Regions from separate parts of the Mus musculus genome. Here region 2 is linked to region 1. A link is a loop called in an ENCODE intact Hi-C map of the cell type or tissue named here. Cell type or tissue: heart. All regions are shown on one strand. Each heading gives the region's core, and the rest is flanking DNA. Links, peaks and the distances in the headings are about the cores only. Region 1 has its middle 12 kb from the start of Gm40668. Region 2 holds the start of Gcc2 (GRIP and coiled-coil domain containing 2).

What was found. Peaks named below come from ENCODE experiments on the same cell type or tissue, not always from the same donor. Only the 100,000 strongest peaks of a DNase experiment are listed, where the experiment ranks them.
Region 2: it touches region 1 in a loop (2.8-fold over the local background); 2 of 42 quality-filtered maps call a loop at or near these places.

Annotation. Positions count from the first base shown.
Region 1 is chr10:58,319,662-58,327,417 of GRCm38, reverse strand. It overlaps a transcript of Lims1 not described here. Among named protein-coding and RNA genes, the nearest start is that of Gm40668, 12 kb to the right of the region's middle. In heart, for the core only: no CTCF peak of the experiment used is centred there; DNase peaks (open chromatin) are centred at 3,967 and 4,347; H3K4me3 peaks cover 2,946 bases; H3K27ac peaks cover 2,087 bases.
Region 2 is chr10:58,254,075-58,261,830 of GRCm38, reverse strand. It overlaps Gcc2 (GRIP and coiled-coil domain containing 2), which reads right to left and starts at 6,305. Exons shown (of 23, transcript NM_027375.2): 1 at 6,260-6,305; 2 at 5,949-6,002; 3 at 4,927-5,011; 4 at 3,523-3,590. The coding sequence starts at 6,265. In heart, for the core only: a CTCF peak has its summit at 3,118 (motif pointing left); no DNase peak of the experiment used is centred there; H3K4me3 peaks cover 752 bases; H3K27ac peaks cover 125 bases.

The DNA of each region.
Region 1 (7,756 bases), core at 1,414-6,413:
TGCTTGAGGCTGGAGAGATACCCCAGGGGTCAAGAGCACTGGCTGCTCTTCCAGAGGACTCAGGTTTGAGTCCTAGCACAAGGTGGTTTACAACCAACTGCATTGCCACACCTTCTGCACTGCAAGCACGTGATACACAGACCTATATGCAGGCAAAACACCCGTATACATTTTTTTTTAAAGAGTTGGTAGACTCATTAAAGCTCCAAAATGTACTTCAACATGAAAAAAGAAGCAGGAAAAATATATATAGTCCTCTCATGTATGTGCCCACACACACACACTAAGCTTCACTGTGGAAATACCTGATGCTGTCAAATGAAATAAATAACATCACGATGAGGGGACATAAAACTCCTACTGCTGGAGGCTGGAAAGATGGTTCATCCATCAGGAGCACTAGCTCACAACTTCTGAAGCTCCAGTTCCTGGGAACCCAGAGCTCTCTGAGGGAACTGCACTCACAGCGTCCATACACATACATGCAAGCAAAACAACTATGCACAAAATTAAGAACAACAACTACCACAACCACCCACCACTGGAGAAGGTTTAGCATTAGAAAACAGGTTGTATAATTCTTGCTTTAAATAGCTTAAGGCATTAAGCTCTGAGTCCTCTGGAATACATTAAGGTTCTGTAGGCAATGTAAATGGTCTTCCTGAATTAAGAAACCATAGCTTAGAGCGGTTGTAAGAACTGTAAAATCAACAAGTGGTTTGACACGTTTTTCCTGCTATTTTAATGCAACCCTACTCAATGATATGGTCTGAACTGAGGCATACTTAAAGGATCGTCTCAAGAACAAATGTGTTACTGAAAATATACTTGGAGAATTAGGCTCTGCTCTCCCATTATGGCTTTCTAAGGTTGCTGAGTTTCTCCACCCGAAGGAGAGGCTGAGCCCTCCCAGGGAAGGAGAGAAAGCTCATTTCCAGAACCCGCACTTAGCATCATAAAGAACTACCAAGGAGAAGAGCCACTTGGCTCACACAAAGAGAGAGAATGCAAATGCTAAAATCAATATAGTGCAATCTCATAATAAACAAACAAGCAAGTAAGGGCACAATCCTGATGGACTTTTTTTCTCCAAGACTGTAGAGCACACTGTAGAGCACAGAACAGCTAAAGAACTAAGGTATTTCAGGGCTGGGGATATTACCTCAGGGGATAGAGTACTTCCCTTACATACATAAAGCCATGGACTTGACCCCCAGCTCTGCAGAAACCCATGAAAAACGGGTGAGACATGCCTTTATTCTAGCATTCAAGAGGAGGATGAGAAATTAAAAAATCACCCTTGGCTTACTTACTTTAGATCCTCGGTTGCTTTACGTTCTTGGTTACTATGGCTACAATAGTAAGTTCAAGGCTGGCCTAGACTATGAGACCCAGACTTAAAACAAAAACACAAACAAAGCAAAACATCCCACAAGGCGATTTCCCTACTTCAGAAGCAGACATAGGACATGGCACATTTAGAAAGTGCCATCAGAGTTTCCCTGTTCATGATGGCACTGCCTTACAGGAACTTTAGGACCCAGGGTTGCTCTTTGTCATTAAGTCCTAATAATCAAGTCAAAATCCTGTCTCAAAAAACTCAACCAAACAAACTCCCTATGAATGAAAAGTCCATACTACAGCTCTCATTCAAGAACTATTTTGGGGCTGAAGAGAGAGATGGCTCGGTGGGTGAAAACATGAATATTACAGAAGACCCTCGTTCCATTCCTAGCTCCCAATTCAGTCACCTCACAAACCCCCTGTAACTCCAGACTTAGGGGCATCCTCTGGCCTCTGTAGGTACCTGCACTTACATGCTCATGCCCACAAACATACATATCGTTAAAAAGAAAAAAAAAAAAGAAATACTGGGAAGGCCACGATAGCTTTACCGAATTCTTTACATACAGGATAAGAATGTCAATTTCTCCTTTAAGTGTCTGATGAAATAAATAATACAGTCACTCTGAGAAAACATTCCATCCATTTCTTTAAAAGGTAAACGTAAAATTACTGCACAGTCTGGCAAGTTTATACATTTAGACATTTATTTTACAGAAAGGAAAAACATGATCATGTTCACACTAAAACCTGTACATGAACACCCACACTAACTTTATTTTTAATTTCTTAAAAAAAAAAAAAAAAAAAAAAAAGGCAAACACCCAAATGTCTTTCAGGTGAAGAGTACAACAAACTGCTGTACATCCATGTTATCACTCAGCAAACTATGGCACAGGAAAGGAAGACTGTGTAACTCCACTTATCCGGGATACTGAAAAGTTAAAACAAGCAAGAAAAATGGCAGTTGCCAGGAGCTGGGGGAACAAGGAATGGAGAACTGTTCACTGTGTACAACAGCTTCAGTTTTGTAGATGTCTGAGGGCAACAGTAGTGTACCAATATGGATGTACTTAATGCATAAAAATGGGGGCGGGGCGCACATGGTGGTCACATCTGTAACCCCTGCAATCAATATTCCACACATCCTTTATCCAGGTGGACAATGTCCATGGCCAATACAATAATTGCTTCTGATGAGTACAGTGGTTGTACAAATTCTTAGCTCTTGATCCTCTTCCTAGGTGCCTGGAACCCAATGGTAAGTGTGCGGACAGTGCCCCTGCTACATCCCAAAGCAATAGAGCTTGAGCACATTATTATGTTAAACACTGGGCTGAGTTAGAAGCATTTTTTCTTGAAATACTATTTGTTCTGAAGGAACATCAAAAAAAAAAAAAAAAAAAAACCAACAGTGACTTAGCAAACATTTCCTTGAAACTAAATTTTGGGGACAACTGACAATATTTTGTTGATAATGAGAAAAGCTTCGCGATTTCCACTGAAAATTGCAATGCTGGAGTGTGAAGCCTGTCGAGTCTGACAGCTTCCTGAATAGTTAAGAACTGAATGAAACCGGTGGTGATGTTAACGAAGCTCACTTAGAGACATTAATACCCTGTGTTAGCATCCAGAATCTTCCTTAATAGGGTAAGCCAATAAAAATCCATTATGAGTAACAGTTCCATTCAAATACAAGACAGTCTGAGGAATTTTCATATAACTGTGAGCTCGGGTTTCATATTAAAACTAGTCTTTGAAGAAACATCTTCTGAACTTCTGGCAGAATCATAAAGAATACCCACAAGTATTTGGAAAAGCCATTCGAATATTTCTCTTCATCTACTTAAAATCGAATTTCTTTTAAATAGTTCATTCAAAACACATCACAAAAGACAATGCAAAAGGGGAACCCAGCTGCTTTTTCTATTAAGCCAGACGTGGAAAGGATCTGTAAAACAAACATGTATCAGGCTGTTCGTCTTAACTTTTCTGTTTAGGGTATGCTATTTTCATTCAATTGTTATGCATGTTAATAGATCACGTATCATTCAACGAATAAACATTTTACACGTCCGTTTTCATTTCTAATATAACAAATGTATTGGACTGCGTGACCCTGAGACCCTCTGATCCATTCTTCTTGTCGGTAGAATGTAAAGTACTATTAGCCAAACTCTGGGACAGCATCTGCCCTTACACCCCTAGGCCGCACAGGACAGCTCAGCAGGACCATGAAGGCCTCTCCCGCCTCGGGCTTGGGCGGTGTGTGTCCGGGCCTCTCGCCAGCCGCAGGCCGCGCGGAGGCGAAGGTTGCCCGCCCGCCGGGCCGGGCCCAGAGGAGGCTCGGGCAGCGGCGGGTCGCAGAGCGCGCGCGCGCCCGTACCTGTTGGTCATTCCGGCCGCCACGCCCAGCATCTCCGCGGTCCACGCCGGGTCAGTCTGTGCCTCAGTCCCCGCCGCGGCGGCCGCACCCTCTTCCCTCGCTGCGGCGGCGAGCAGTCGATTTGAGGGCCGGTCCCAGGCAGGAAGGGGGCGGGACGAGGCGGCCCCGCGGCCACTAGCTGGTAGTGGCCCGCAAATGGCGGCGTTGACCACGCCCCGAAGAGCGCCAGCCTAGGCTCGCGAGGGGGCGTGGCTAAGGCCCGCCAAAGCCGGACTAGGGCGGGGCGAAGTTTTCTGAGAGGGCGTGGTTAAACCTCGCGTGGGTAGGACGGTGCGCTTGGGGTGTTGCGTAGACTGGGCGGGCCGGGGGTTGGGGGGAGGGACCCGGAACGGGGCGGAGCGAAGTCAAGGGGCAGAGGCTGGGAGGTGGAGCGCGGCGAAGACCCTCCAGCATTGGGCCGTTTTGGGTCTTGGCCCCGCTCCTTAATTGTCATAGCTCCTCCTTCCTCCACATAGTCCCGCCCCTTCTTCGGCTTGGCCCCAAGCCTGCTTTCTCCAAGTTTGGCTGTAGGCGCTTTTCCTAGCCCCAAGCAGGCAGAGAGGCTTATGGGTGTTCCGAGGGTGGAGGATCACAGAGTCTAATCGCCGGGAACACTTGGTAGGGTGTAATGGTCAAAGAACAGGCAAGAGTACCCTTGGCTTGAGCCTCTGACTCAACTTGGCGTTAGGCCACCTGGTTCTGTCTGAAGGGCGTGGGGATTATACAGGGTTCCCATCTGCTCTGCGAAGGTCCTAAGGAGATTGTGCCAAAGAGGATGTCCTGCAAGTCTTCCAGGGAGGAGGCCTCATCTGGATTGTGCATTTCCAGCCTGCCGGACTTTCTTGCTCTGTTAGAATTTTAGCTGACCTCCAAGATGGCTCAACAATTCAATCCCTGATGGTGTAAGGAGACAATCATTTCCACTTGTCCTTTGACCTCCAAACACATATATACACAATAAATAAATGCTACGAAATAGAATTTAAAGATTTTTGCTTCCAAAAGGAAAAAAAAAATCTTGCTGCCATTTTGGGATAGTTGGGTAAAAACTGGCTGCTTCTTGATTAGTGGTTTTTAGCTTCATCATAGTAATGCCATTTGAGGAATGTGCTTTCAGAGTGATTCTACTTCTGTGGTTGACCAAAGTCTGCCACAAAGAAAGCTTAGAAAAATATGGTTGTTCTAGAAAACGGGATTGAATTTCTAACTGCTCAACTTTACAGTATCTCAGAATAAAAAAGGATGCTACCATGACAATTTCTTTATTGTTGACCAGGCTGTCAACAGTCAGCTTTTAAAAACAAAATTTGATATTTGGACGTTTTTCACATATGTGTGAATATGTACACCAAAAATACAAAGTACACACAAATTGAAAAAAAAATGTGTGTGTGAGTATGAGTGCATTCATATATGCCTACTCACCACCTATGTACCCCTCAGAGACTAGAGGACAGCGTTGGAGCCCTTGGATCTGGGGTTACAGATGTTTGTGAGCTGACCTGTGAGTGCTGGGAACTAAACTGAGGTCCTCTGCAAGAGCACCAAGCATGCTTCACTGCTTAGCTCTTTCTGCAGCCCCACAAAGAGTTAATGAAAAGAATATCCAAAATAAATAGTTAAATATGCATCCCTCCCCCCACAGCTGTGCATAGTGGTGCACACGTTTAATCCCAGCACTCAGGAGGCGGAGGCAGATGGATCTCTGTGAATTGGAGGCCAGCCTGGTCCACATAGAGAGTTCTAGAACAGCCACAGCTACATAGTGAGACCCTGTCTCCAAACAAACAAAAATAAAACAAAAACTAAGAAAATGATGAGGCTTTTTTTTTTTATTTTCCATCTCCCTTTGTCTCTACCACATAAGTGTGTAATAAGAGGACAGGGGAAACCATTTCCTGCCCCCAAATAATAGACTAGTTAGACAACTCCTTTATCTTCAGAACTAAGTTTTACTCTATCTTTACCATTTTTGTTATACTAGAAAACTAATACTACGTGCTGGGCAATATTGTACATTAATTCAGAGTGAAATCTTGGACTCTAAATGTCCTGGGTTCAAAACTCACATTGAAGAAGCCAAGAGTCCAGTAGTTGCTCAGTGAGAAAGTTCAATGACTCAGCAGTCCAAATCTGGCATTGAAAGCCTAGAACAATCCTGGAGACCTGCATTGGAAGCTCAACGAAATTAGCTCAAAGAACCTCAAAGAGGACCAACAGGTAAAAAGGAAAGTTCACACTCTTGTTCTTATATCTGGGCTACCACCAGAAGGATGCTGCCTACTTTCAGGCTTCAAATAAATTGATCTTTTTAAAAAAGAAATTCACAGGAGTGCCCAGTGGGTGAGTTGATTCCCGATTCAGTGAAGTTTATAACAAAGATGAGCCCGACATCACATTCTCTGAACACCAAGGTCTTTACAACACCTGAGAAAGGAACCTAAGGCTTCATGTACAGAAAGCAAGGATTCTTCCACTGAGCTACATTCCAGCCCCACGCTGATCATGTTAAGAAAAAACTTGGACAAGGAGAATATTTGTGCAAGATGTTTCTGGAAAAAGGACAGTTTAGCATTCCTAAAATTCCACTCCGCTGAGTTGTGCATGACAAATCCCATTACTCCCACATGATCATGTATGAGATCAGTGGAGTTTATAAGAACCCAGTCTGACTTCATTTTTAAATATTTTTTTGAATCCATCATGTACAATATTTCTTGTATTGGGGCTGGAGAAATAGTTCAGCAAAAAAATCCACTTGAGCTGGGCGTGGCACACACCTTTAATCCCAGCACTTGGGAGGCAGAGGCAGGTGGATTTCTGAGTTTGAGGCCAGCCTGGTCTACAAAGTGAGTTCCAGGACAGCCAGAGCTATACAGAGAAACCCTGTCTTGAAAAACAAACAACAAACAACAAAACAAACAAACAAACAAAAATCCACTTGAGGGATTGTTGCCAATGAGTATGGGAAGGGACCTTGTTGACATAGGTTCGGTCTTATTGGAGAAAAGGTTTAACTAGAGATGAGCTTTGAGGTTTCTGCCCGGTCTTACTGCCTCTCTCTGCTGCCTGCCTAAATCAGTATATAAACCTCTCAGCTACAACTCCAGTATTATGCTCTCCACCATGATAACAGAATAACCCTCTGAAACTGTACACAAGACTCTGATTAAATACTTTTACCGGAGTTGCCTGGGTCATGGTATCTCTTCACAGCAGTAGACCAGGAACCAAAACAGTGAGACTTCCATTGCTATCCTGAAATATGGAGTTCTCTTTTAAAATGTTTTATTCTTTAATCCTTTTTTACAGTCCAGTCTTTTTCCCCCTCCCAGTTTGCCCTCTGACCATTCCTCATCTTATACCTCCCCCCACCTCTGTCTCCAAGAAGATGTCCCCACTCTTTCCACCCCTACCTCACCAGACCTCCCCACTCCCTGAGGTCTCAAGTCTCTAGGGTTAGGTGCATCTTGTCTCACTAAGGACAGATCTGTCACTGCTCTGCTGTATATGTTTCTGGGGGCCTCATATCAGGGGTGTATGTTGCCTGGCTCAGGGTCTGAGAGATCTCAGGGGTCCAGGTTAGTTGAGATTGCTGGTCTTCCTACGGGGTTGCCCTACTCCTCAGCTTCTTCCAGCTTTTCCCTAATTCAACCACAGGGGTCCCCAGCTTCTGTTCATTATTTGAGTGTAAGTATCTGCATCTCACTCCATCAGCTGCTTGTTGGGCCTTTTGGAGGGCAGTCATGCTAGGCTCCTGTTTGTAAGCACACCATATCATCCATCAGCAATAGTGTCAGGTCTTGGGGCCTCCCCTTGAACGGGATCCCAATTTGGGCCTGTCACTGGATCTCCTTTCCCTTAGGCTCTTCTCCATTTTTGTCCTGATAAGAGCAATTATGGGTCAGAGTTTTTGACTGTGGGATGGCAACCCCATACCTCCACTTGATGCCCTGTCTTTCTACTGGAGGTGGACTCTACAAGTTC
Region 2 (7,756 bases), core at 999-5,998, 65 kb after region 1:
CCAGACTGGCCAGTGAGGGGCTCCTGGCTGCCTGGTCAGAGAAGGGAGCACTAGCAATAAATCCTTTACCTAAAACTCTCCCACCCCCCAGTTGTTAACCAACAGGTGCTAATGTGTCTGAAGCTGTCCACTTCTGGCCCCAGAATAACAGAAGAATGAAGGAGATGAAATATTATTCATACTAAGCAACTTTTACTTTCGCAAAACCACGTTTTGCCCTCAGCAGACCTCCTCTGCTGCCTTCTAGAGAGAACCAGTGCCCAGGCAGGCTCTCAGCAGTAAATCTCATTAACAGAGGTTAAGATATAGAAGAGAGATCTCAAATACTGAAGACAAGATAGAAAAAATGGATAGCTCAGTCAAAGAAAACGTGAAATCTGGGAAAACCCAAGGCATCCAGAATAGACCATATCTACAAATAGTGGGGATACAAGGTCAAAGGCATGGAAATATTTTTAACAAAGTCATAGAAGAAAACTTCTGTAATTTAAAGAAGGAGGTACCATCAGGAACACCAAATAGGCAGGACCAGAAACTTCCGCATGATACATATTGATCAGCCTTAACCACACAGAAGAAAGAAAGGATATTGAAAGCTGCAAGGGAAAAGGACCAAGTCACTTTTAAAGGCAGGCCCAGCAGAATAGTGCCTGACTTTCCAAAGTTAAACTAAGATCATATGAGCAATTTAAGCAAAACCATGACCCCTAGTAAAAGAAAGCAGAAGGAATAATTAAAAGTCTCTCAATCGGGGCTGGTGAGATGGCTCAGCAGTTAAGAGCACCGACTGCTCTTCTGAAGGTCCTGAGTTTAAATCCCAGCAACCACATGGTAGCTCACAACCATCCGTAACAAGATCTGACTCCCTCTTCTGGTGTGTCTGAAGACAGCTACAGTGTACTTATATATAATAAATAAATAAATCTTAAAAAAAAAAGTCTCCTAATCCAAAAAACCCAGGGCCAGACAGTCCATGCAGAATTTTACCATACCTTCAAAAAGGAAAAATTAGATAAAACTCCTTTATGAGCATACTCTTAATAAAATACTTGGAGCTGGTACTTGCTGGGAGAAGGAAAATCAGCATTCTACAACAGAGTAACACTGGGTATATCAACCACAAGGTAGGCCTCACACTCAAGAGTAGTTGACCTATCTAAAAATCCATGGTGTTTTGCGTGTTTTGTTATGATTTGAGGTTTTTTTTTTTTTTTTTCTTAGACAGGAAAAGACCATGAAGTTGGGTGGGTAAGGAAGAGCAGAAGAGTTGGGAGGACCTGGGGTTGGGGTAGGGAAAGAATATGAGCACAATATATTGTATGAAACATTTTAAAATAATTTAAAAGTCGCAACAAAACCTAATTTTTATTGCATGTGTATGAGTGTTTGCCTACGTGCATGTATGTGTACCATGTGTGTGACTGGTGCCTGTAGAGGCCAGGCACAGGAACTGGAGTTACACAGATGGTTGTGAGCCACCATGTAGTCCTTGGGAACCCACCTGGGGTCCTCTGCAAGTACAGAAAGCACTCTTAACTGCAAAGCCATAGCCAGTCCTAAAGGAAAATCCCTGATGAGCATTCCAAAGATGTTCTGTGGCATACTCTGCAGAATGCCTCTTCTAATCTTTATAAACAACCATTGTTTTTGATACCGAAAAGCTAAAACTAATCTCCTGATCACCCAGGGTGAAAAAATAAGAACAAGGAAACAAAGACAGTCTGTCTTGACATTACTGGGAGACCAAAGACTCCTTAGGACTTCCTACTTCCATACTTCTGGAAATCATTTCTAATTTCTGTGAAACTGAGAAAACTTCTGTTGCCTGGTATCATAGCATATACCTTTAATACCAGTACTCTGGATCAGGTGGATCTCTGAGTTATAGACAGGCCTGGTCTACAAAGAGAGTTCTAGGAAAGCCAAAACTACACAGAGAAACCGCTTTTTTTTTTAAAAAAAGAAAAATTTTCTGTTCAACAAAACTAAAACTTTCCATATGTTTTTGTGCTTTTGCTCAGCATATAAAGTTCTACAGCAGGTCATAGCTCTCAATAAAGAGTAGAGCAAGCCTTAAAAAAGTAGAAAACAACAAAGTTTGGAGCTGAGACAGAAGGATGGACCATCCAGAGACTGCCCCACCCGGGGATTCATCCCATAATCAGCCCCCAAACCCAGACACTATTGCATACGCCAGCAAGATTTTGCTGAAAGGACCCTGATATAGCTGTCTCTTGTAAGGCTTTGCCAGTGCCTGGCAAACACAGAAGTGGATGCTCACAGTCAGCTATTGGATGGAACACAGGGCCCCCAATGGAGGAGCTAGAGAAAGTTCCCAAGGAGATGAAGGGGTCTGCAACACTATAGGTGGAACAACAATATGAACTAACCAGTACCCCCAGAGCTCGTGTCTCTAGCTGCATATGTAGCAGAAGATGGCCTAGTCGGCCATCATTGGGAAGAGAGGCCCCTTGGTCTTGCAAACTTTATATGCCCCGGTGGTACAGGGGAACGCCAGGGCCAAGAAGTAGGAGTGGGTGGGTAGAGGAGCTGGCGGGGGGGGGGGGGTAATAGGGGATAACATTTGAAATGTAAATGAAGAAAATACCTAATAAAAAATTGGAAAAAGAAAAAAGTACGTAATAATTTACGCTTGCCTAGAATGGTGGTGTATGCCTTTAATCCCAGCACTCAGGAGGCAGAAGAAGGCAGATACCCTGTTTCTATTATTTCTTTTGTTTCTAAAATTTCCTGTGCAATCATTCTTAGGTACCCGTAGGGACAAATCTATCAAAACCAACTGTTAATCCAGTCAGTAAGTTTGACCAAGATGCCTAGCAAAGAGGTGTGCAGTGTAAGGAAACAGTGCAAACCTTTACAGGATCACTGTCAAAGTCCAGTTTCAGAACTGCAACAGATCTAAAGGGCAGCCAGAGCAATTCTTTACAGGAAACAGAGGCTTCAGGAAGCCGGAGTGCCATGCGAATGGAGAGACACACTGGAGCCATCTCCTGAAACTGCAACAGGTCTGTGGTGACTGTTACAGGTGCAGGATAAAGGAAATAGGAAGGAAAGCAACTCAAAAGTTAAATGGTACAAAAACTAATAATGACACCTAGTGGTAGGGACCTGGCAAGGTTAGTTGAGATTACAAAGGGAATGTGTTACCATCCCCCACACTGCCTGAGGAGGCTAGAATGGAAGCTATCAAATGTGGGTCGGCAGCCAAGTATAAATCTATCTGCATGTGATGGAAGTGCTACATATGGCCAAGTTTTCTAGGGAGATCAGAGCAGGAAAGGTACTTTAGTACTAACGACAGTCAGGGAGGACTGCCGACTCTTTGTTTGAAGTGAGTCATGTCCCCTTCACTCTGAGTTAAACAACTAGTAGGCTAAACCAAGGCCAGTGATGAGGAGATCAAACGAAGAGCAAGAGTGTCTGCAGCAGGGAGACAGTCCTCACAAAGATTTTATCTATTACTGGGCATTTCCTATAAGTAAACAAAAATTGCCTCATTACCTTAATAATATCATCAGTTCCTCCATCAACAGGTTTTGATTTGAGTTCTTCAACTTCTTTGTCTAATTCTAAATAATAAAAGAGATTCCAGGTCAAAAATCAAGAAAATAATTACTCCTAAACTGACAAGTACATGCTGAGAATCCCAAGCCTATAAATTAGAATGGATTTAAGAAGTGAGTACTCAGAGAAATGGGAACTCCATCCAAACAGCAGCAGTCGTTTTTCTTCTCCCGCTTACTATGAACAACTTCCTTTGGAAGAGCGGCCTACCTTCCCACTCCCCTGCTTTAGTGCACATGAGTACCTGCGCTTCATCTGAAGCTGTACTCACGTCTTCTTCCTTTCCTGTCTTTCCTTATCCGTCCACATAGACGTAGAGGGCTTGCTATGTTGCCCAAGCTGGTGTTGAAATCCTGGGCTCAACGGATGCTTCTGTCTTAGCCGCTAGAAAATCAGAAACCAGGTGTGTGCACCCCTATGACAAACTACCCTGAAAACTTGGAAGCATGTCCCATACATTCTATTATTTTTGTTGTAAATATTTGCTGTATAATCTCAAAGCAATAACTAAATTTCTATCAAACACGTGTATTAATCTATTTCATCAATACAGGTCTAGTTCCAAAGCTTAGGTCATCTCCCCAAATAAATTACTTGAGTACAAACTGTTTCAATTTCTAAAAATAAACTCTATCTGTTCTGGTTAGGAAAACAACAAGAAGAACAAACCCTTGGCGTTTAAAATTTTAAGTTAATGAGAATTCAAGAGTTCTTAAATGGGGCATCGACCAACTCCAGCATGTGCCTATACTTCCAACTTCCCAGAATGTCTGGAGGATTACACCTTGTGCCTTTTACATTTCAGCTGATTTCTCTAAAAGACATATTTAATTTAGAAAAATTTACAACTCATACGAAGTAAAAAAGGGTTTCATTTTACTATTAAAAAGATATTCCAGCCGGATGGTGGTGGTGCACGCCTTTAAATTCCAGCACTTGGGAGGCAGAGGCAGGCGGATTTCTGAGTTCGAGGCCAGCCTGGTTTACAGAGTGAGTTCCAGGACAGCCAGGGATACACAGAGAAACCCTGTCTCGAACCCCCACCCCCACCCCCCTCAAAAAAAAAGATATTCCTCTTGGGGTGGAGAGGTGGCTCAGTGGTTAAGAACACTGGCTGCTCTTCCAGAGGACCTGGCTTCAATTTCCAGAACCCACATGGTGGCTCACAACTGTAACTACAGTTCCAGGGAATCCAAAACTCTAACAAAGACATACATATAGGCAAAACACGCGCGCACACACACACTGAATTAAAAATTCATTTGTTCCTTTACTTATTCAAAGGCAACTGCAGGGCTAGGCATGGTGGTCTACTGAAAAGCTCTGATTTAAACCCAGTACCTGTACACCTTGCTTTGGCTTTCTGCAGGAGCATCATTTGCTTCTTGGCAAACTTGATGAGATCTTCTCTGGGCAACGTTTCTAGCTGAAAGATGGAGTCGTATTATTGAGTTTTAAAACCCATGCTTTTAGTACGGCCACCAAAAGAAACACAGTGTCTGCCGAAAACCAAAGAGAGACACTCTAAACAGTTGAGCCAGTCACATTTTTTAAATTGAGAAACGTAACTTCAATAACTAAAAGTAATTAGGTGAATGGAAAATCAAACCAAAACCCCAGCACAAAACTCTTACAGAGAACACTGAGTTCTCTAGCTGTACAAGAAGGGCTTGGAACTCAAGATTTCTCGAGCTGTAGAACTCATTCTGTTGGAAGCTAACAACATAACTACATTCACAGGTGAATCGGGTCACATTTAGACTTCAACTAAAATATTAGGGTTTACTAACTGAAAATTACTTAATCTTTGTGCACAACGTTTCCTCATCTGCAGAATGAGAATAGGGAAGATACGTATTTCAGGAAGCTTACCTGAAAGAATCTGTTACTTCAGCAAATGCCTAGAAATCAGTCTTCAAACACTACATTTTGGTAATAAATTGTGCCCCTACCTTTCTGAATCACTTAGCATAAAACATTGCACAGTGCTGTAAGAACAACCTTATTCCACCCTCAACTCTGGAGCTGGAGCCAACAGGATATAGTTCCTTGCTTCTTCCTGCCTCTTATCTAATCCCCTCGGCTTCGTGTCACTGTGTAAACTTTCATTAAACAGACTAGCTAAATGTTTGAAATACAGCATCGTGCTAACAAGGAGCAGGAAGTAAACAAACTGCTCGCACATCAGGAAATTTAAAAAAGAACAGGAAATCTGTAAGTAAATTAAAATGAAACTCCCTGAGGAAAGGTTAGTTCTTTTTTTTTTTTTTTTTTTTTTTTAAATAATTCTCCCCATGCCAAAGTTTTCCGATTCATTAACCTTATGCGCTACAGGGAACCAGGCGGCTGAGTGCTCTCCTCACCTTGGATTTCGGGGTCCCGGAGGGTGCTGCAGCTACGGCATCTGGAGCAGAATCCTGTAAAACAAACCATAAAAAGAGCTCATCCCAATTCCAGGTACAAGGCGCGGCCAAACAAATCTGTGCAGAGGAGGACCCCTTTAGGCGGTAGGGACCGGAGCTGGGCCGTCGCCACGGCCGGAGCCAGCACCAGGTTCAATGCCAAGCGCCGCGGCGGGGGTCTGGGCGCGAGGGCGGGGACAGGGTGCTCCCATGCCCTCCCACCCCTCGAGCGGCACAGCGGGCCAGCGGGGCGGCGCGACGCCCACCGTTACCTCCATCGCGGCTGCGACCCGCGGCTGCCTCCACCGCCTCTTCAGGAGTCTCGGCTGCTCCGCCTCCGAGGCTGCCGAGCGCGGGTCAAAGGTCTCGTTACGAGGCGACTACGCCTCCCCGCGTCTCCAAGGCTACGCAGAGCTGGCACTTCCGCTTCCTCCTTGGTGTCCGGGAGGAAGTCGTCTTTGCGCAGGTCCCCTGGCCGGTGCCGGAACGCGCTGAGTCGCCCTGCACTACTACCCTGTGCCAGGTGACAGGTTTGAGCACACGTTCCTTTGATCACTTCGTTTTCTAATTTTTAAAGATGTGCTTTACAAATATAACTATCCCGACTAGCAGGCATATGTGAAACAAATAGTTTTATAGGTGACTTTAATTCTGTCATGTTCAAAATAGGTTCCTCTGTGAGTAGTAATAAGGAATAAATTACTGAATCCGTTACTTTCTCAGGAGTTTCAAAATGCTGGCATGCTGTCTCTGTATTGCTAAATATTAATTTGCCGGCTGAGGTGCTTCTCGTGTTGTTTATATTGTCAACTTGAAAGGATCTAGAATCATCTAGGAGAGAGCCTCTAGACATGTATGTGAAATTTATCTAGATTAGATTACTTGAGCTATGGAGACCCCCAGTAACTGTGGGTGGCAGCATTCCACAGACTGGTAACCCTGGTTGCATAAAAAAGGATAACTCAGACTGAATTCCAGCATTCACTTCAAAGAACCCATCGAGGTCACAGTGTGGGAAGGTACACGTGACTAGTCTGATGAGGGCCCTCCCTTGTGGTTACGAATGAGAGAAGACAGGGTAAAGAGATTCCAGGTTCTGTCAAGAGTCCTGCAGGCCTTCTTTTTCCTTGTAGTTGCTCACAAGGGGATGAAGGCAAGATAAGGAAGATAAAACCAATCCAAACCCCAGAGGACTCTAGAGAAGGAAGATACTACAATATAGATTTTCGTTGTTATTGTCTAATAGAACACGTTTAGACTGACCTAGACCCTAAAATAATGCCTGATATTTTTCTATAGTTAAGCCTGGCCTAAACATAAACTAGAGGACAGAGCAAGTGGCCGCTGGTGGCGAATATTAATTAACATGTTGTATTTTCATAGGTGAGAGGGTGTTTTTCAGCAGGTTTTTCAGGTTGTCTACTTCCAGGTGTAGACATACACTAATTGCAGGTATAGGCCTTCAAGCAGTTGGGCCCTCACCCCCAAGTAGAGCCAGAGCGTTTTCCAAGTTCCGTATGGGAAAAGCCAGGTGTTTTTGTTGGTTTTGATCATGGCTTCTGGAAGTCATATGGCATGACCTTTACAAAATATAAAGACATCAAATTCCCTGGTAATACCGTGAGGGGAGAAAATCATTACCCCCTGTCAGTCCTCAGTCCCAATACACAGCCCAGCAAGCGGCTGTGTGCCTTCTCTCTTATTTCTCTGATCCTTCAGGAACAGTTATTTTTTTCAGTTTTACAGTGGTGGACCAAATTCCTTCTGTT